Linked DNA regions of Mus musculus: region 2 is linked to region 1. A link is a loop called in an ENCODE intact Hi-C map of the cell type or tissue named here. Cell type or tissue: heart. All regions are shown on one strand. Links, peaks and the distances in the headings refer to the core of each region. The heading gives the core; the rest is flanking DNA. Region 1 overlaps Zfpm2 (zinc finger protein, multitype 2). Region 2 has its middle 22 kb from the start of Gm41311.

Evidence for each region. A loop is a pair of places that touch in the nucleus more often than their neighbours do. Peaks named below come from ENCODE experiments on the same cell type or tissue, not always from the same donor. Only the 100,000 strongest peaks of a DNase experiment are listed, where the experiment ranks them.
Region 2: a loop joins it to region 1, with 2.0 times the contacts of the local background. A loop is called at or near these places in 2 of 42 quality-filtered maps.

The regions. Positions count from the first base shown.
Region 1 is chr15:41,023,366-41,033,825 of GRCm38, reverse strand. The region is part of intron 5 of Zfpm2 (zinc finger protein, multitype 2); the gene reads right to left. Among named protein-coding and RNA genes, the nearest start is that of Gm46502, 150 kb to the left of the region's middle. In heart, for the core only: no CTCF peak of the experiment used is centred there; a DNase peak (open chromatin) is centred at 3,905.
Region 2 is chr15:40,359,562-40,370,021 of GRCm38, reverse strand. No RefSeq gene overlaps it. Among named protein-coding and RNA genes, the nearest start is that of Gm41311, 22 kb to the right of the region's middle. In heart, for the core only: no CTCF peak of the experiment used is centred there; no DNase peak of the experiment used is centred there; H3K27ac peaks cover 508 bases.

The DNA of each region.
Region 1 (10,460 bases), core at 2,922-5,421:
TTTTGCAATGCTCGTATAAGTTCTCTCTCTCTCTCTCTCTCTCTCTCTCTCTCTCTCTCTCTCTCTCTCTCTCTCCTTTTATAACTTGCTATCATTAGAAGATAAGAAGGAACAGAAATGAGTGACACAGGGGAAAAAGCCACAAGAAATATCAGTTTGATGTACAAACATCACTGGGAAAGAATGAGAGAATGCAGCTAAAGAAACTCGCTGTAAAAGCAGATTATACCTTTGAAGCTGGGGAAAAGAATTGACACTGTAGAAAATCCAATCAGCTATGTAGATACAGACTTGAAAGTTCTCCCTGAGAAAAACAAGTCAAAAATACATTTTTAAAGAAAGAAATGATGATGGATTACAAAGGGAGAAAAGCCACCTGATTTAAGAATATACTGAGTCCAAGAAGGACGTGAGAGTGATTAAAATCAGATTAGTAATGAACCGATGAACCTATTGTGACCCACCAGAAAGAGACACTGGACCTAATCTAGGAAAAATTTATATATAAGGATTAAAAAATATTACCTTCATGAGAGAAGGGTTGGCTAATATTTAGAAGACATTGGGCTCAAATTGACCTAAAAATGGAAGAAAAGAAAAAGTTTAAAGCAACAGCAAGCGGGGAAAAGAGAGAGGACAGTGTAAAAAGTATAGGAATGAAAGGTGAGCCTCTATTCTGTGAGATCACGAGGTATATCTAAATCAGGGTTGTCTATTAGAAGTATAAAGATGGCAATAAACATGACTTTAAATTTTATAACAGCCATATCTAAGTAATAAGAGAGACAGTTGTAATTTTCTTTAATAGTATATTTTATTTAACTCAATGTGGATCAAATAAAATTTGTTTATTTATCTATCTATCCAGGTCTAGGTATCTGAGATCAGCTATAGATTTAAACTGTTAGCATGCCTCAATTCAGTCCAGGGGCTTTGCAGTCCTCAACAGTCCTAAGTAGCAAGTGCCTACCACACTGGGTAGTGCAAAAAAGAGAATTTTGCACAAAAAATCGACTCTCAGAGCTGGATTTGGTACGTTTTATGTGAGATGGCAACAGAAACAACAATGAATTTCACCCAAATTATTTGAAATCAATTTAATCTAGCCATTAATTCAGTATTTGTGAATAGAAGATGAGCATAAGGGATGTCCTATTTTACCTACGTTGCATTTTATTTTTGAAAAAAAAAAAAACTCATAGAGTGTAAAACTAGCAGGCACCAAAGCATAGAGCATGAATACAAGAAAATCATAACAATGAGAATTCATTTCAATATTTAACATGTTTCTTCATGCAATATTTAAATACTGTTTAAATTGATATAATGAACATTTTTGTTTTCAGAAAAAAAGTGATCTGACCTTAATAACATACTACATGGGCATTATAGAGACGTGGAATGAGAAAAGACTTTGGGTTTGAGGTACTTACATATTATAGAAAGCTAAGACAATCATAACAAATATCTGTATCTGTATATAGCTATATCATCTCTATCTATCTATCTATCTATCTATCTATCTATCTATCTATCTATCTATCTATCTATCTATGGAGGTGCCTATCTAGAGTGGCACCTCCATTGAGGAGAGAGATGGTTGCTTGGGGGTATGAGTTGAGGTGCTGAGTTGAGGTCAAAAATGAGGTTACATCCTTTGGTGGAAGTATGGATTGCTGGCACAAGAGTAAAGTTGTTCATTGGAATTAGGGAATGTAGCACATAGCTGGATTCATGCAATGACAGAGCCAACTCTGCAACTCCAAGGTTTATGAAAATATAATGCAGACACATAGTTATTAGGAATTGAGAGTAGTAAATCACTAGAGAATTAATGATAAAAATAGCAACAAACCCTAGTAACTAATAATAATTAAAACCTTTTACATCTGTGACTAAGCTTTTCAACAGCAAAAGATTTATCCCACATCAACACTCATCTAGGGGAATCTTCGGTCTAAGTCCTATGATATATATGTGAAGGGCATTCATTGTGAAGGGCACCGAGAGAGTATGATGAAAGGAAGGTGTTCAGGAAAGAGCTGACGCCTCGGCTTTTCTGTCCTTGGACACATCTCTAGGGTGCTGGTTACCAAAGTTCAGTCTAATATCAGATTGCTAAAGGACCTCACATTTTAAAAAAAGTCAACATATTTTCCATAATTTAAATGTGTCCTTGTAAACTGTCCAGCTTCCTGCGACGTCAAAAGGAAATCATGTAGACTTGGCACACATTATTCTTAGATGCAAATTAGCTAATGAAATAACTCTCTTCTCATGTTGATCTATCAAGGCTGTTGAAATTAATTCAAGATTAGAATCTGTCATAAAATATTAATCACAGGGCCTATTGGCCCAGAGATCCCTGCTAGCCATGATGCTATCCAAGCCTGTTGCCTTTGATTGAATCTAGCATCAGTTTCTTTTACAGTGAATCAAGTAAAGACAAACAATAGTAACAGTGTTGCTAAAGAGCACAGTGACAATTACTAATGTGCGATAGGTTTTACTTTTTTATTGAACACTGGTGATTAATGCTTCTATGTACAATGTTAAGTCATTCTCCAAAAATTGTAAGATTCTGTTATTATAATCCCAATATTATATAGGTGTAAACTGAGGTTTACAAAGTTGATTAATATATCTAAAGCAAAAAGCTAATCAACAAAGGAGTGAAAAAACTACCCCAAACGTGTCTAATCCAGAATTCATGATACTGAGCATTTTAGGACCTCTCTACAAAAGCTTGAGTTATTTATGGTTATGCCTTTTGTTTGACTTGTCATGGAAGGGGTGCACTGCTGTGGTCAAATTTATATCAAAGAACTAGTGTAGAACCACCAATGCTTCCAACTATCACAGAATGAACGTACCACATTATCACCTTGAAACATCTCAATTACTAACTTCACAATTTAACTGACGACTAAGCTGAAGGCAAAGCTAAGTCAGACATTACTACCTTTGCCTTCAACTCAGTTGTCAGTTAAATTGTGTTTGGGTAAATATGTAAGCTTTGCAACTGATATCAGGGAGATTGTTACAGATTTGAAGACAATGTATACTTGAACATCACAGGTGCTAAAAAACCAATCTTACAAGAGTGGTTTGGGGACACATATAGTTTAGGCAATGGGAGTGACATGGGAGTAGTATATTTCACAGCAGTAGATCCTGGGTGTTGGCTAGAATCTGACTTTTATCAACGGATCATCTTTAATACATCAGTTCTTGACAACTAACTGGGTCTTGTCAAGTGAAGACAAAAATCATGTGCGAGACAGGGGATACAAACTTATAGTACAATGAGGTATGACTGTGAGGAAATAAACAGGAGGATTGCAAAGATTGAACTAAGGCAGTTTCCATTTTGAAAAGACATTTGTGAAGACAGAATCAAGGCAAGGACCCAATACAATGGAAATATATATGTATAAAGTGAAAAGGTACAAAATTATATTACATTTATGATTAACACTGAACAATTTCCTCTAGAAAAATGAGAACTGTACGTTACTTGTTTGTTTATGTTTCTTCCATCAATGCTTTGAACTTACAGAAAGCCTTTTGAAAGTCATAATTTCACTTGTGCTTTTTAGTACAAGCCTTCAGAGTACAATCATGTCTTTGAACAATGTGCCAGATGGTTAGATAAACACAGCTACCATCAGATGGGTGAATGGCTTCATTTTTCATCTTCCTACAGCTTGAAAATGGATATACAGTAAAGCTCTCATGTTCTCATGAAATGTGAGGATTCTTCTTCAGGACTAATCTTTCTCCATCAGGCAGAAAATCCTGGTATCAACTAACCAAAGATTACTCAAATTGTCTCCTGGACTCTAGCTGTCTCCTCCTTAGCCCCAACACCCTCAACCCCGTTAGAGGCATGAGCGAGGCTGAGCAGCGACCACCAGGTGGCGCCAACCTACAATCAGGGAACAACATATTTATTGAGGCCCAATGTTTTTGCCAGGATTACTATGACTAATTATGATCTCACATATTTGGTGACTAAGTTTTCAGACCCTGCTGATATTATTCTACAGATAATAAAATTAAGTTGTATAGTTTATTCATGTTTATACAGTATGCTACTGTCTATAGTCCAAAGTCAGGCTCCACAGTAAGTATATAATCAGGAGTCTAGGAGCTCACAGTCCAATATAGCTCCCTTCTACCCACGGTATGAGGTAGAACTGACCATTTCGGAGCCTATGCAATCAACTACAACTCATTTATGCTGCACTGAGACCGAAGGACTATGTTGTGTAAGCATGAAAGAAAATAAAATCCAAACAAACAAAGCTCAAGGTGTGTTGCTAATACACTCACTCATACTCTGATTTCGTGTATTAATCATGGACATTTTTTTCTGTAATGAATACTCAATAATTCAATCAATATTTCTCTGGGGATCAGCCGTTACTCATCACGCAGGAAGCTTTGACTCCAATCTAAAGAACCATCAGACCTCGTGTTCAGGAGTAGAGGCAGGAGAATCTCAAGTTCAAAGCCATCCTCCTTTCCTACTGTGCAAGACTGTAGATCGTTTTAGTAACATGTCTCAAAAGAAGAAAAGAAAACAAACAAACAAATGAAACAAAACCCTAACCACCACCGAAGTCTAGGAACACCATTCCACGTAATTTAACAGCTATCTGACAAGAATTGGTAAAATATCCACCCCAAGGTGAGTATGATGGAGACTATGGAAAACACTGTCATGGTTTCTAATGTAAAGGACTGAGTAACCTATTAGTGGAGTTGAAATAAATGGAAACAGGGGAGGGGAACGCAGATAATGTAAGACGAGTATTAGACGCAATGACAACGCAGCTCTTATCAGAGAACATGGAAGTGACTGAGCCCAGGGATGACGAGCACAATCTTATACAAAAGACTAAGAGTTTGATTTTTTTGTCACGAAGGGAGGCTGTGATATAAACACTCTGAAAAGAAAGAGCTGTTAGCCATTCGGCTTCATCTCTTTGCTTTCCTCTGACTCAGTGGTTCCATTTGGGTTAATTCGATCCTTGACGCTCCCAGCAGATTCTTATCAGGGCAGTTTTGTAATAGCTGCTGACCTATCAGTGGGGAATATTGAGAGACATGCACGGAGTATAATTTTTCAGCAGCCACAGGGCAGGTGATGCTGGAAAGGCAGCTCTCTTTTAAATGTATCAGCACTTCCAAGTCTGCAGCGCATAAAAGTTGCTCACAGTTTGTATCTGTGCCAGGAAGATGAAGGCAATGCCTGCTCCACACACCAGTGGTGAGATGTGTGATTTCACCCTTGGAGAATGTGACAGAGTAATCGACTTTGATGATTAATCCATTGTCACAGGAGGCTCAGCATTGGTGGAGATGAATTTGCTGCCTTAAGTGACTCCCCTGTTGTGCTGCATTCTTTAAAACTCTTAGGGAGTTGATACACGGTGAGAGGGGATGAGACTGCAAACCTCAGGAAGTCACTCCGACTCTTTTAGACTTGTGAAAAAGCACACAAGGCAGCTACATGTTTTCTTTGGGCGTCCAGATTTGACTAAATCAAGGGATCTTAGAGAATACATCCCTTCTGGGAAATTCTTGATAATAGGAACACATGATCTCACACAAGGTTTAGAAGACTTCCTGTAAATCATGGAAAGTGTGTTAGAGGGGCTCTGCGGGGCACTGCTTCGTTATTAACATACCTGACCCAGTATTATCACATGTAGTATATGAGTCACATACACTAACATATCATGTATAACACAATGGGCGTATATATTTCTTCACATATATGCATGTTAATGAAAGTCACATAAACAGATGAATACATGCTACAAGTTACTTCTTACAAGTCAAACCAAGAGAAGTCATTTTGCCTGCTAGCGTCCCTTTTCCCTGACCTCCAAATGGACATGGTTTCAGATTATGAAAAACTACTTGAGAATTTAGCCATTCTGTCTTTGAGAGAAAAGACAATAATATTATATTTATAATTTATTAATACATATTATATTAGAGGCTACATATAGCTCAGGTGGACTGAATAGGAAATTGTAGGCTTCTTGGCCCAAACCCCAGAACTTCTGAATCAGGAGGTCTGGATCAAGGTCTGAGAAATCTACAGGCCTCCTCTCAGCAGAGGAGTCTGGAGCAGATTGTCTGAAAACCACATTTTGACAATACAAAAAAAATTGTAACTGAATAAGTTAGATGTAGACTGGGATTTAGCTCTATCACTCTGTGGCTATTTATCACTAAACAAAACCATTAAAATATATAAACTTTAGTTTCAATGACAGCCTAATAAAATGTTTACTATTTGACCCCCTAAAAACATGTATGAATGAGAGTATATAGACACACATATAAAGGCTTCCTAATATATTTGTAGAAATCACATGTAGTACATAATACAAACCAAATAATAAAACATATAGCTGTCTCTCAGCACAGCAAGTTAGAATGCACTTTCTGGTCTTTGAGCAATTTTTGTTTCCATAGTCAGACTAAGTTGTAGATGACCGACAGCTGTTGTTCTAATATGACTGCTGCTCCCTTGTTCTGGTGTCCTCGCAAGGCTAAAGTGAAACACCAAAGACATATATCAGAACATAGTGCTTGCCTTAGGGATGAGCAGTGACTTCATGGGACAAGGTCAGACCTTTAAATACCACAATGTGATTTTCTCTAAATTTTGCATTTTTCCCAGTGGGCTAGCTAGATAAGGAACATTGTAAAGTTTAACTGACATTATTTAAACAATTCTCTTGATTTCTCTAGGTAAGAAACAAATAATACTCAGTTTGTAGCTTGTGCCAATTTACATAAAACAAACATCATTACCATGGCCAAATTTAATCTAGCAATGTGATGCTGATACACCTTCATAGACAACATGTGTATGTGTACGCATGTATGTATGTATGCATGTATGTATATATGTATGTATGCATGTATATATTTACTATGCTGACATAATGGTTTCAAACAAACTCAAAATATTAAATCACAGATGAGTAAAATAATTAAAAAGCAATAGAATTATTATTTATTACAATTTAATTTATTTTAACTTCACATCATGGATTTTGAATTTCACCAAATTTACTATCTGAGGAGCTTAAAATGTCATAGAAAGGAAGAACACACAGAATACATGGAAATGGGAACTGTCTCCCTCCCTCCCTCCCTCTCTCTCTCTCTCTCTCTCTCTCTATATATATATATATATATATACATGTATATATATGTCATAGTAAGAAAGAGCACATAGCATACACAGAAATGGGAACTTCGGCTAGTTTGTGGAGGATCCTCACAAGGATACAATCTGCCCTATGCGTTAGGTAAACCACTACACAGTAGTCTCTTAAATGGAGTTCTAATTATCCAAGAATATTTAAGGCATGAATCTGAGTTATAGTCATTGGGTGAATGATGTACTCTATGTCAGAAAATTAGCTCAAAAGTACAGAGTATAAATGTTTTTTAATAGTGAAATCAGGAAACAGCTATAAAAATACAATAAAGATTTGACCAATTCCTTAGGAAAGGGGCATTAACTGCTTTGGTCTTTGTGCATCCAATATCCTTGTTGTTTTGTTTGTTTGTTTGAAAATCTGTTCAAAATGCCTTTTGTTACCTTGTACAACTGAAAAGTTACAGGTTTATGGTAAAACAAACAAGCAAACAAACAAAAATCCCACAAAGCTCACAGAGAGAGAGAGAGAGAGTACAGGGACAAAGGTCAGAGCCCAAAATGGTAACAAAGCTTCAGGTTGGCTGGTGAGAAGCTGAGTGGAAATAGGGAAAGAGAGAAATACACCATCATGGGGCTAGAATGTAGAGAGCACTCACTCTGCTGGGGGTGTGGGTGAGAAGGGCCCTAGTGTACATGCACACTGCAACCTAGCTTCCCTTTTAATGATGCAGAGAGCAGGACACAGAGAAGTTACAAGAAGCCACAAGACCATCCACATAGGACGGTGGGCATCAATGCTTATGGGTATCATAAGCAAGGGCTTTGGAGAGCTCTTTCAAAACCACTACAAATATAGAAACGCAATGCTTACAAACACACATACGAGCACACGCACCCTGCCTTGTGTTTTCAAGCTTTATGAGATTTAGCTTATGGCATGGTTCCAGTCCTGAACTTAAACTATATTTCCTACAGAGTTTTGGAAGAGTAGAAATGGTTACCCCCTCCTCCCCGCATGTCTTTCCATTTGAACATAGAAAGTGGTTCTGTTTCCCTTTCATGAATATTAAAAAGAAATTGCTTTTCCTAACCCACATTTGAATTAAGCTTGACTTGATTTGTCAAATGTAATATGGGTAGAAGTTATATATTCATTAATAGCCAGTGGGCATTTCTCCACATCCTAGCTTCCTAGCACAGTGATCAAAGAAGTCTGTGCTGGGCTCTACTCTTCGGGGTTCCTCAACGAACGCAAGAGACAGAACTTTGCCAATGACCACACTAGGCATGATACATAATTGGAAGGCAAAACATTTTTCCAGACCCATGAGTTAAGTATAATTTAATCTATGGCAAACAGCATACTCATCCCCATCTTAAAATGAATGTTTGATTTAAAAAAACAAAGCTTCCAGCTGGATAACAGTTACAGAACTTCTCCATCCTTGCAACAATACTACGTCACTCCACTAGTCCTTGCTAGCCATATATGTGACCTCACCAAAGTTAATCCGGTTTAATGTGCACAACTGCAAGTTCCTATAACAGATAAGAGACAGTGTAGGTTCAAAGCTTGGGCAGAGCTTGGAGGAAGCCAAAATGTGTAGACGCTACCCCTGTCCCAAATGGAGCTGCGTTTGGAGTTTCATAACGAAATCCAAAACCTGAGCAGATGGTCTCATGTTTCATTCTGCACCTATCATGCTGCTCAAACTTTGGTGTCTTTTTCAGGTATCATCCTACAAAACATTCCTGAAAAAACCCTTTAAATAAATAATGACTCCGATTCCTAGCACCATCTATTAAATTTATTATACTCTGCTGCTTTTTGTGTACAAAAATCATAGGTGTTGGAGAGACGGCCCCATGTTTAAGAGCACTGGCAGCTCTTTGAGGGGATGACATTTCCAGCACTCACATGGTGACTCACACCTGTCTCTCAGTCCAGTCTCAGAGGATCTGATGTCATCATGTGGTCTCCATGAGTACTGCACACATGTGCTGCACCGAGGTACATGCAGGTAAAACACCCATATACATAAAATAATAAAATATCTGCTCTCAGCTAAGATGGGACTCCCAGTAGATCTTGGTGTTTGGTTGATTCTGTATTATAGTTCATTATCTACAACATTTAAAGTTGAAGCAAGTACATGAGTTTCTTTGGAAGACAGGCATTTAGTTGAAGAGTATAATCTGCAAGCCACAGTTCTAAGTTTCTCTCAGGCTTGAATCTTCTAATCTTGATGACATAAACTCCACACTGTTAACTCAATGTGGTGACTTACTTCAAAATCTGGTTTGCCATGTAGCCCAGGCTATCATGATTTGCCATGTAGCCCAGGCTATGTCAGATACTACTTTCCCTCCTACCTCTACCTCCTAGTTTTTGGAATTACAAACACGCGCACCATGCTCTGTTGTTGTTGTTATTGTTGCAGTACAGAGAGTTAAATCCGGGTTCTTCACTGTGCTAGGCAAGTTACATACCCATTAACCTGCCAGTCTCTCCAATGAGAAAAATGTTGATGAAAAAGGAAAAGACCTCTTGAACACTGGCTAACCCCGAGGTGCTGCCCACACTGAGTCCTAGCATATGGAAGGCTGCTACGGGAAGGTCCAGATTCTCGACCAGCCTGAGTGATACCCCCAAATGTTGTCTCAAAACAAGGAGCACAAACAAGAACAATATAAAGCAGCACCTTAATTCTTTGAAAAATCCCATTAAACATACTTAAGCCAGTGATATAGGATACAATAAAATGGACAAAAATAACTTTTCTTATTATTCCTGAAGCTGGATCTGAGTCTTCCATGGTGAAAAATATGGACAAGAGAAACTTTAAAGTGATTTATTTTAAACCAGGGGTACAAAATTGTGAATCATGTTTCTTTATAAATAACATTGCATTTTGCCTTAAATAAACAAACATCCCCCAAACCAAAAACCAAAACCAAAATGAAACACTTTCCTAAAATACATTCTTAAAATAAACTTGAGGATATAATATTTATTACAATATATTTTTCTACTACAAAATATGGAACAACTGTTTAAGCAAATATCATGTTGTATAACTTGAACTCTAATCTTGTTGTAGTAAAGAATAATTCTGACGACAGTGTATCTGAGACTAGGGAGCAGCAAAATGATTTACTGGGTAAAGTTGCTTACCACCAGCCTGGTGAATTGTGTTTGAGCCCCAGATCCTGCATGGTAGAAGGGCAGAACTGATTTCTCTAAAGTTGGCCTTTGACTATATAT
Region 2 (10,460 bases), core at 3,772-6,271, 660 kb after region 1:
CCTTCATTGTTTGGGGCTGCAGAAAATAAGACAATAGCTCTCAGTAGCTTTGCAGACTGGAGGAACTCCTCCCTCAGAGGAGCTCATGAACGGGCCTAAAACTAGAGCACCCCTAGAGCCTCAGGGAAAATGTCCCCAGCTGTCAACAGCAGGACTTCTTCATACGTGGAGGTTCAGCTTCTGTGTGCACTTCGTCTTTACTCGAGCAGTTTGGGCTTCTTAGGAGTAGCCAGCTTTCCTTGTTCTCTAAGGAACATTCTGTCTTCTCACCTGGTTAAGAGGCTACATAAAGAAGATATGGAATCCAAAAAAAAAAAAAAAAATAGGAGAGAAAATGGCCTTTTTGTAGATTAGTTGGCTTCCACAGTTGACTTTATTACCAAAGGCCTATATAGGGGAGTAAGCTGAGAAAATGAGGTTTATCCTCATTCGAAACAAGGAGTTTTGAAGACCAAGGTGGTACTAATGAGAAAAATTTCTAGGCTTGGCTCTGGGAAGAAATTTAAATTTGATGCATGGGAAGTTCTAGAGTTCCTGGTTAGAGGGTACAGCTGAGATGCATAGTGGTGTGAACAGGGCTTATGCATGAGTCCTGTAGTTCCACAAAAGATGCAAAATTTTACAATCAGTCCTTTAGTTAGCTGTATCCTTGAATATTCCATTATGTAAAAGTATAGGTTCTGCATAGTACTGGGTTTCACTCCAGTTTGTGCCTATACAAGCAAGCTCAACCATCTGTGTCCAAAAGCAGAGTTCTGACTCTGGATCCTTAACAACCATCCATAAAATGAAATCACAAAGACCTGAAGAGCCCTCTTAACTTATTCAAGATTAGAATAAAGGATGCTTTCTCCAAATCATCTGGTTAGCACTCGAGTGTTCTTGGTGACAGAAAAGTAGGTCAGCTGAGGAGAAGAGCAGCTAGGCATGTATGTTATGCTTTTTTTCTTCCAAGGATTTACAAGTTAGCCCTCAGCTCAGCTCGTCCTGTTCACAGCCGCTATGGCAGACTCTTCTTTTTCCTATGTGCAATCCATTTGTTCTTCGACAGTGATGAATGCAAACTGGCTTCTTTACAATGCTTTCTGTGCTCAGTTGACCTTGAAGCTCCTCCAGCCTGATCCATCCCAAGATCCTGCAGGACACTCTGCAGTGCTGACCATAAGAATTCTTCAGTTGTCTTTCTGGGATGCTTCCAAAAAACAGTACTAAGGACTAAGATTCTGGAACTTCACTTGGCTGGGCTTTCTTAAATTCTGTGATTGGCAGCTTTGGTGAGGATGGCTATCTACACCGAGAATCCTTTTTCCTTGGGATTTTGATTGTACCGTCTCATTGTCACAGGGCTTGGAGCTTGACCCTCAAAAGACTGAAGCTATTTCTATATCTCCTCCTTCTTTGTGACCTCATGATCTAGTCATTTGTATATTTTTCTCTATGTGTCTCTAGCTCTCCATATCTCTCATCTTAGAATTTTTCTCTTTAACTCTGCTTCTTTGAATTTTATAGAATACTGTTTGGGCATGTTATACTTCCATAACCCCCCTCTACAGGCTGGTAAAGACTTGGCAAGGCTGGTAGATATAGATGTTACTAGCCAAGGCTAGATCAATGGTTCAGTGGTTAAGAGCACTGGCTGCTCATCAAGAGGTTCCAACTTCAACTCCAACCACTCACATGAGAGCTCACAATCATATTCAACTCCAGTCCCTAGGGATCTGATGTCCTGCCCTTTGGCCTCCAAAGGTAGCAGGTATGCAAGTGGTACACAGAAACACATGAAAACAAACACATCTACAAAAAGAAAAATAAATATTTTAATTGGATATCATTATTCTTTGACAATTAAGAATGTTCTTTTATTTTTGGTTGTGAGCCTAGCCTTTAATGGCTCAGCCATTTCTCCAGCCCAAGAATGTTCTTTTCCTCTATCTTTAATAGTTTATTTTCTCTCTTATCATTTTCTTCATATAGCTGTGGTAACTTTTCTCTCTTGTTTTCACTCCTTCTTTATTACTCCTCCCTCCCCTCCATATCATCTATCTTCTCCTATTCTTTCTATCTTCTCATTTTTTAAAAAAAAAAGAAAAATGAAAAAATTGATATGAACTTCTAGAATAATTTTATGGCTCACCTACACTCTCCTGTATTTTTTTGATTTTGAATTTTCATTTTTTTTATTTTCTTCTAAAATATCTTCTCAATTATATCATTCATCTTGACATTGGACTTTTAATATCTGCTTGCACTTTAAAGAATAAATGCTAAGGGCTCATTTTCTGAATACGGCTCCATGAATATGGCCAACGCCCTCTTGCCTCTCCTCAGAATGCCAAATACAGCATCTCTGAAATGTCTGCAGCATTAATCCAATCTCCTTATTACCTGTCTCCTTCCTTCCTAACTTCCTTTGCTTGTTTTGCTGTCTTCTGCATTACAGCTTTATCTCTTGGTCCTTTTCTTTTTTTAGTAAGGATTTAAAAACTTGTTGAAGTCATCTGTGCACATGGGTAGAACTTGTTCAATAATGAGCTTCAGGAAAAGACTCTGAGTTGAGAAGTTATTTCTGCTGACTGCCAGGCTTGTAGAAACCCTCACAAGTCCTGGGTCCTTTTTCTCTTGAGTGGCTCCTTTGCTTGAAGAAAAACTCTTTTCTCTCTTGTCTGAAAAGGGGCTGCTGCTAGTGCTGTAGGGGTGAGCAGGGAGAAAGCGTCTGAGGTTTCTTTTTCAGCATGAAGCCCTCACTTAATCCCTCTGTGTTTATGTGACACCTACCCTCCCTCTGCTCTGTGTAATGGCACAGATTCTACATCCTCTGGGGCAACATTCCCAGAAACTAAATTTCTAGTCTTAGGCTTGAATGAAGGAGGAAATATAAAGAGTGTTATCATTTGATTTAAAGCTGTAAGCAAGCCAGCACTGAACTCATTTCTCTGTTCCAACCTTCAAAAACACAGACTACCTCCAATGCTTGACTCCCAGAAGGACATAGAGGGAGTTATACATCGTCCCATGTTGGCTTTTATACCATTTCTACAAACACATAACTCTCAACCCTCAACCTTTTCTTCTCAACTTAGTCTCTTACCATTTACTTAGCTGATTTTCAACTCCTTCTGGATGTGGCTTACCTTCTCTCAGATACTCTCATGATCTCTTCTGCTTTGTATTTATATCTTTCTGTCATTTATTGAAGTTCATATAGAAAATTTAAAAAACAGGAGTGGTCAAATTGCCAGTTTAAATTTAAAAAAAAATGTTGGGTTGTTTTTCAATAAGTCTAACAAGGCCATGAGCATAGTTAAGAGTTGCATCTCTCATCATGATCCTTGTGTGGCCACACTGTACATATGGGAATGCAGCCCTGCCAGCCACTGACAACTGTGCTACTGCAATGAATAAGTGTTGTTTCTCTGCCTGCTGGTGAGAATGTCAACACGATCATGTGATGTCATCACACCATCCATAAAGGGTAAACTAAACTTATATCTACTCCCTGGAAATTCTAGATCTAAGAATTGCCCTGGCTTTACCATCAGGCATCATACAACCTAGTAGCAGAGGTGATAACATCAGATTTCCTGGGAAAAGAAATGATAAGCTACAGAATGTCACAACCTTTATCTGAGATATTTAGATGTAATAATATGCTTGGTGTAGTTACGCATTTCTATAATCCCAGCACCCAGATGAAGTCTGAGGCAAGAGGATCAGCACTAATTTGAGACTACCCTGTTCTTCATTTTAAGTTTTGGTTCGGTCTGATCTAACAGAATGAGACCCTAAATCAAGACAGAAGCATGCAGCACAAAGTAGATATATCATGCTTTACTTTGCCTTCCTGCCTTCAAAGCGCCCTCCTTCAGAGCACTCTTTGCCGCCTCTTTATTTTGCTTGATTAACTCACCACCAAGTCTCAACTTATTGCTAATCATGATCTCTACATTAATAACAGTTCAATTTATTGAGTGCCTATAGCAACCACGTGTACTACATCTTTACGTATACAATCATGTGGCACTGAACCTCATTAGGTGATGTTCTCATTAGGAGTGCTATGCAGTACATGAGGCATGATTTCATGTACTGTTTAAAGCAAACCTGTAAGGAAGAGCCCCCAATCTCCTCCATTCAGCAGGTGCAACATACTAAGGAATACTTTGCATAACACTTTGTCACAGGACTGCCCAATATTTCAGAATCACTTGAGTCATCTTCCAAACAATGCAAGGGTTAGTACACACCCAGAGCCAGAGGTCTTTGAGGAAACTGCCTAGCCTTTATGTGCTTTGGATTCTTTCCATAAAATGTACTCAGTAATAGCAATTACCACACAGAATTGTTGAAAGGATAAAGTAAGTTAATATCTGTAAAATACTTTAAATAGAACTTCCATTAATTAGTAAATAAATGCTTAGAAAGTACCCAAGGAGCTAAAAGGATCTGCAACCCTATAAGTGGAACAACATTATGAACTAACCAGTACCCCGGAGCTCTTGACTCTAGCTGCATATGTATCAAAAGATGGCCTAGTTGGCCATCACTGGAAAGAGAGGCCCATTGGACACGCAAACTTTATATGCCCCAGTACAGAGGAACGCCAAGGCCAAAAAGGGGGAGTGGGTGGGTAGGGGAGTGGGTGTGGGTGGGTATGGGGGACTTTTGGTATAGCATTGGAAATGTAAATGAGCTAAATACCTAATAAAAAATGGAAAAAAATAAAATAAATGCTTTCATTATATGCTCCCAGAGCTGATGGCTCATTTCTTCTATGAACAGGATCTTCTATCTGAATTTGAGTTGTGAATGTAGCTTCTAAAATACATTGGCCTTGTAGGGTAAATGCCTGCCCACCAACACTGCCATCAGTACCATCACACCTTTTCCAATGTACAAAAACTTTGAAACAAATTGTTTAACAGTTGAAATGATAGTACCATAGATTCTAGGTCTTGTCCCATGGTCAAAAATCCCAGATAGATGACTTCCTATAGGCTCCTTTTCCATTGGAATGGGGTATGCTGCTGCCACCTTACAACAATAAAAGCAGAATCTGGATTTTTGTTTTCTGAATCCCATCCATTATCTTCCATGGGACAATGAGCCCAAAGGGGACAAGGATCATGACTGTGCTGCTTAGAGTGTGGTGCCCTGCCACTTAGAGCAGAATATAAAATATGCTTCATAGATGTCTAATAAAGAATTCTTGTAGCAGTTGAATCCCTCTGCATGAGTTTCACCACAGGCAAAAGAAAAAGAAAAAGGAAACAAAAAGGGTGATAGAGGAATAATCATTCAAGTCCCAGCAGAATCATAATCACAGTTTACAGTAAAGACAAATATGATAATGGGCTCACTCAGAGGGACCAACTGCAAAACAGTGTTCATGATTTTCTGATCCTAGATGAGCTGATAAATTCCTAAGTTTCCATCACCAAATGGGTTAGTGAGAAAGCCAAATGAGATCATAGGCATGTAAGCACTCTGTGAGCTTGAAGCTGCCTGCTGTGGAGGTTACTAGGAAAGAACTCTCTCAGCCCATATCATTCTGAAAGTACAGTTGAGGCATTAGTTTAATAAACCTGTCATTCTCTGGGGTGTTTCATGAACTGTTGCCATCCCTGAAATCCTAAGTGCCTGTTAGATTCCTTGTGGATGACGAATAAATATAGATTGTGTGAGTCATGAAGTCAAGGGGGTGGGAGGAAGCAGGAAACTGTCCCCACATCCTTAGAAGACAAAGAGAATTGGAATGCTCAGAAAAGTTTGGGGAACTTCCCAGTGCACATAAGCCAACATTACAAACCACTAAACCAAAATGATCATTCTGTCTGCTCAGCAATAGGACAAACGGAAGATCTCACATCAGTTAAGACAGGAAAAGAGAGAAAAACATGTTTTATACTATCTAGAGACAAGTGATCACTTCCTCAGCCAATCAGTTTGGTTGGTTTATTAATTCACCAGTTTATTATTCAACAAATAGAGAAGGTGCATACCCTCTTCCCCTACGCTGGGCTCTCTGCTTGATACTTGTTAAAAAATAAGTGCAATGTACCCACACAGAGCTTGCAGCGGGAGAGATGATCAGTAGCCACTTTGTGCCTTTGGTTCTATGTTGGAACAGCCTAGTTTCTCACTCCAGGCTTATTCCACTAAAGAAACTATGGTGGCCAACAAAGGAGTAGCTGCATGCGTGTGTGCATGCATGTAAGTGTGTGTGTGTGTGTGTGTGTGTGTGTGTGTGTGTGTGTGCCCATACACACGCAGATGCTTATATCACAGCGTACATTTGGAAGCCAGAGAACAGCTTCTATCACTTGGGTTCCAGGGACAGAGCTCCAGTTGTCAGGCTTGGCAGTAAGCGCTTTTAGACCCTGAGCTATCTTCACTTGTTGCCTTACCAGACACAATATTTCCCAGCCCCCATGTTCGTCTTGCTGTTTTTCACAGTGGATGGAATGAAAATGATAGGAGATCTTTGGCATAAAGAAGCGGTAATCTCTGCCCTAACTTCCCATTCTTCCTGCTGACAAGGATACCTAAAGGATTGCTGACTACAAAGAATACAGAAACTTTTTTCTATTGGCGTTTTGAAATGTATTTGTTAAAGCCACTAGCATTTCGCTCATATTAAAAGTAACGTAGGTAAAGGGTGGAAAAGAAGGAAAGTCACAGAAGCGTGGCGTGCACAAGGAGAGTGAATAATCCCTGTGCTTTGGAGGGTGAATGTGGGAGGGAAGGAGATCAACTGGAAAGGTAATTTGGATCTGTGAATGACAGGCACAAAGTTTGAACTCTCAAGTAAACAGAGTTCCAGAGAGAAATCAGATATGGGATACATATCTCCTTTAAAGCCAATAGAATGTTTGTACTTCCCATGTGTGCAGTGGTCAGGAAAAATCCTGGGCCTTGGATAACAACTTGTTTATGACTATTAAGTAAAAAAAGCCCATGTTCACCTGCCCTTGTTCACATCCATATTCTTATACAGGCACATAAGTACAAATGTCTATGTGCATGCACATTCACATGTATAGCCACAAAGCACTGACATTTAGACATGTAGGCATACTGTACAGACACAGAAGCATATGTGCATACATAAAATATGAGTATGCCTATATGTGAAGTTGGATGCACATGCACACAAATGTATTTTACACATAAAGTGTTATACTAAGCAGTATTCCAAACGATGTGCTCTCTTATAGAGGCAATTAAATACCTATGTATTGATTTCTCAGCTTTGGTCTGACTTAACAGTGACCTAAACATTGTCACTGGGAGAAGGGGAGTGGCACTTTCTTTAACTATAGCACTTGCACATTACTTGTGTTTTAACAGTGTTGTGAATCCAACTTTTTGTATTTGCCTCCTGAAAGACAGTTGGTAATAGAAAGGGTCTTGCTCAAGGGAAAGCAGAAAGCACTTTCCTTTTCTAATTTCATTTCCCTTCCCCTTTCATCTTGTTCTTAAAACATGCTCTTCTACAGAGTCCACAGAGCCTTCTCAGGTGAGTTCAGAAGGTCCCCAGAGCTGCCAACAGATCTCCTCCAGCGAAAAGCGTATGCAAAAGGCAGGCTGCTACCCAGAGGGATACAGCAGATGGCAGGGTCATTGTGCCCAGCTCAGATGGCTTACCCAGGTGGAAAGGTATCACGGAGCTGGAAGCAGAGCTCTGGAAATTATTCCTGGCCCGCTTCACCTTCTCATGCTGACAATCCCACATCCTTCTGAGATGTGAATTTTGGAGGCTGGAGAGCCCAGATGCAAGGTTTGATTTCTCCCGGAGAGAACAACTTGGTTTGAGCGCCTGTTTCTATAGGGGACATAATGGCCACAGCACTGTACATTGCTTGCTAGCAGTTACTGGTGCCTAAATCAGTTTAATTTTCTTCCCTTCGTACGATACTGACTTACCTCAAAGCCATCTCTAACTGGCACACAGAAGCCAACAACAGCTACTGCTCAGCAAAAGCCCATATGGAATCGCTTGCTATGAGTGTGGCTTAAAGTCAAAGCTTTGTGACTGGCCTGCAAGAGGAGCAGCAAGGGAATTACGATCAGATTCAACCAAATGTTAGATGAAGGCAAGCAACGTTTTCCCTATAAAAAATATCTTTTCTTGGTGTTTCTCTTTTTCTAAGAGCCACAAAAGAATGAGAAAGACTCAGACTGCGAAAGTCTTGCTGAGAGCACCTAGATCTTTCTGACGTTTGTCTTCAGAAAACAAATCGTATCATATCCCAATTCAGTATCTTCACAGTTACTTAGGTCAATGTCAGCACCCATTAGGTGACAGCATTGAAGATGTCTACTGCCAGAACAGAGGAATTCTTTTTATTCCATTTTTTTTTTGCTGGTGAGATACTGTCTACCACAGCTATTCCGTTCCGGTTGTATCTTGTCTCTTTGTCGCAAAAGTCACAGTGTCAGACAAACAAATAAGTAACCAACTTCTAGTGTGCCAGGATGAAGAGCTCTTGCATTAAATTGGCATTTGAAGTCGCTGCTCAGTAGCCCCGTGATGTACTTTCTTTCTCAAAGTCGAGTTGACCTTGAACCTGAACAATGTTTAAAAGGCAAGAGTGAGGAAATGTTGGCTGTGCTTTTTCAAGAGATATGACTGGAATAGAATTCTTGGACTTGGAAAAATTGTGTGTATGTTTTTATATTTCTATGTTTATATTTTAATGCTCTGTTCAGTAGCCTTCAAATACATCAAACCTGGAACTTTGCCTTCAGTGTGGCCATATCCCATCCCAAGTGTTTCCCATTCTACCCATAGGGAGGCATCTAAGAGCTGACAAGATACTGACTTTAGAGTCTCACTACCTAGGCTCTGCAAATCCAAAATAATCTCATAAATATGAATTTCAATAAACCTCTCAGGTAACTCTTAAAACCCAACCAGAAAGCAATAATTGAGCCAAAAGCTAACTTCAATGTCAACGTTTGAAATTTCCTTTAAGGAAATCCTATAGACAGGATTGGTCTAGAATTCTATTTTGCTGAAGGTAATATTATTATTTTTCATGATGAGAGGTGGAAAAAGAGATGAATAAGAGGACATTATATAAAAGGAAAGACTGGGTACTTTATCCCCAATTCCCTAGAGACAGAGATGCAGAGAGAAATACCTGTGCGAAGTGGATTCAGAGGATGTCATCACAGGGGAGAGGAAGAGAGAGGTAGAACAGGAAACACGGGGATCTAGACAGACACATGGCCTAGCTTCAGCCTCAGACCATAGAAAGCTTTGTAAAAGGGAATCATTGTGTGTAATAGGTCCCACTCTGAGGTCAAGGTTAAACATTTGCCTCTCCTGTAAGTCAGTCATTTCGTTCTGCACTACCTCTGAAAGTCAGGCTCATGATCCCCGGTATGTTTCCTTTGGTTTCCTTCCGCTGAGGACAGTTTGTTCTACAGAAGCAGCAACAATTGTGAACTTAGAGAACCAACACTCCCCCCTAGCAATTAGGGGAAAAAATGGATCAATTCAAACCATGCCATCTGGAGGTCTACCTTCATCATCAGCTACAGGGAGGAACTGGAGAAGGCAATAAACAATTCCCAGGAAAGAGAAACATGAACAATGGATGCTCTGCTGTCTGCTATCATAGTCAACAGCCATAACAGCACTAAATGCTAGTGTTTACTTCCCAAGGTATGTACCACAGAGACACCACACAGTTCTGGATCATTGAACATCGAAAGCTTTACCAGGAGCACCTGATCTGCTCTCTCCAGACTCTATGAGACTGAAAAGGACTAAGCCACAGAAAGGCAATATGTCACAACAGGCCATAGAATCCAAGAGTTGACCAACTAAGAGTTCATCTCTCCCTAGTGCACAGGATAAGGCACTATTGCATTATCTTTAATTCCAGGGGGAAAAATTGTCCTGTTGGTTAAACTGAAATACAGTACAAGACTACTATAGATTAAATTTTAAAATTTCAACCATTAATGTGAGATAAAAGCCTATCTTGGATAAATTAATGCAGCTTACATTTTCTATCTGACCCAACATTTCTTAAATTATTCTGTCCAATAAATCTCTTCTGAAACCAAAGATACACTTCAACTTCAGCTTTCCTGCCCATCACTCCATAGGCCTCATTTAGGAAGGGAATGTGCGGCTAGCAATGACCCCAAGTTGGTTCCATTATCACTACATTTCTACATAGTTCTCACAAATCCCTATGGTTAGTGTTCCTAAAAGTCAATAAGCATTTGACAGTATTTTACTAAACAGTAAATGTTAAAGACTCCCACTATTTCCCTTCTTAAATCAGGTCAATGACCTTTCTGTATTTCATACGCCTCTCATCCTCATTTCCAACCAATCCTACAACTGTGATGCTCTTTGCCCTTCCAGGCCTTGCTATTTAATACACTTGATGCTTTACCCCTGTAAAAATTTTTCTTTACAGTTTGTTAGCTCACATGACTTG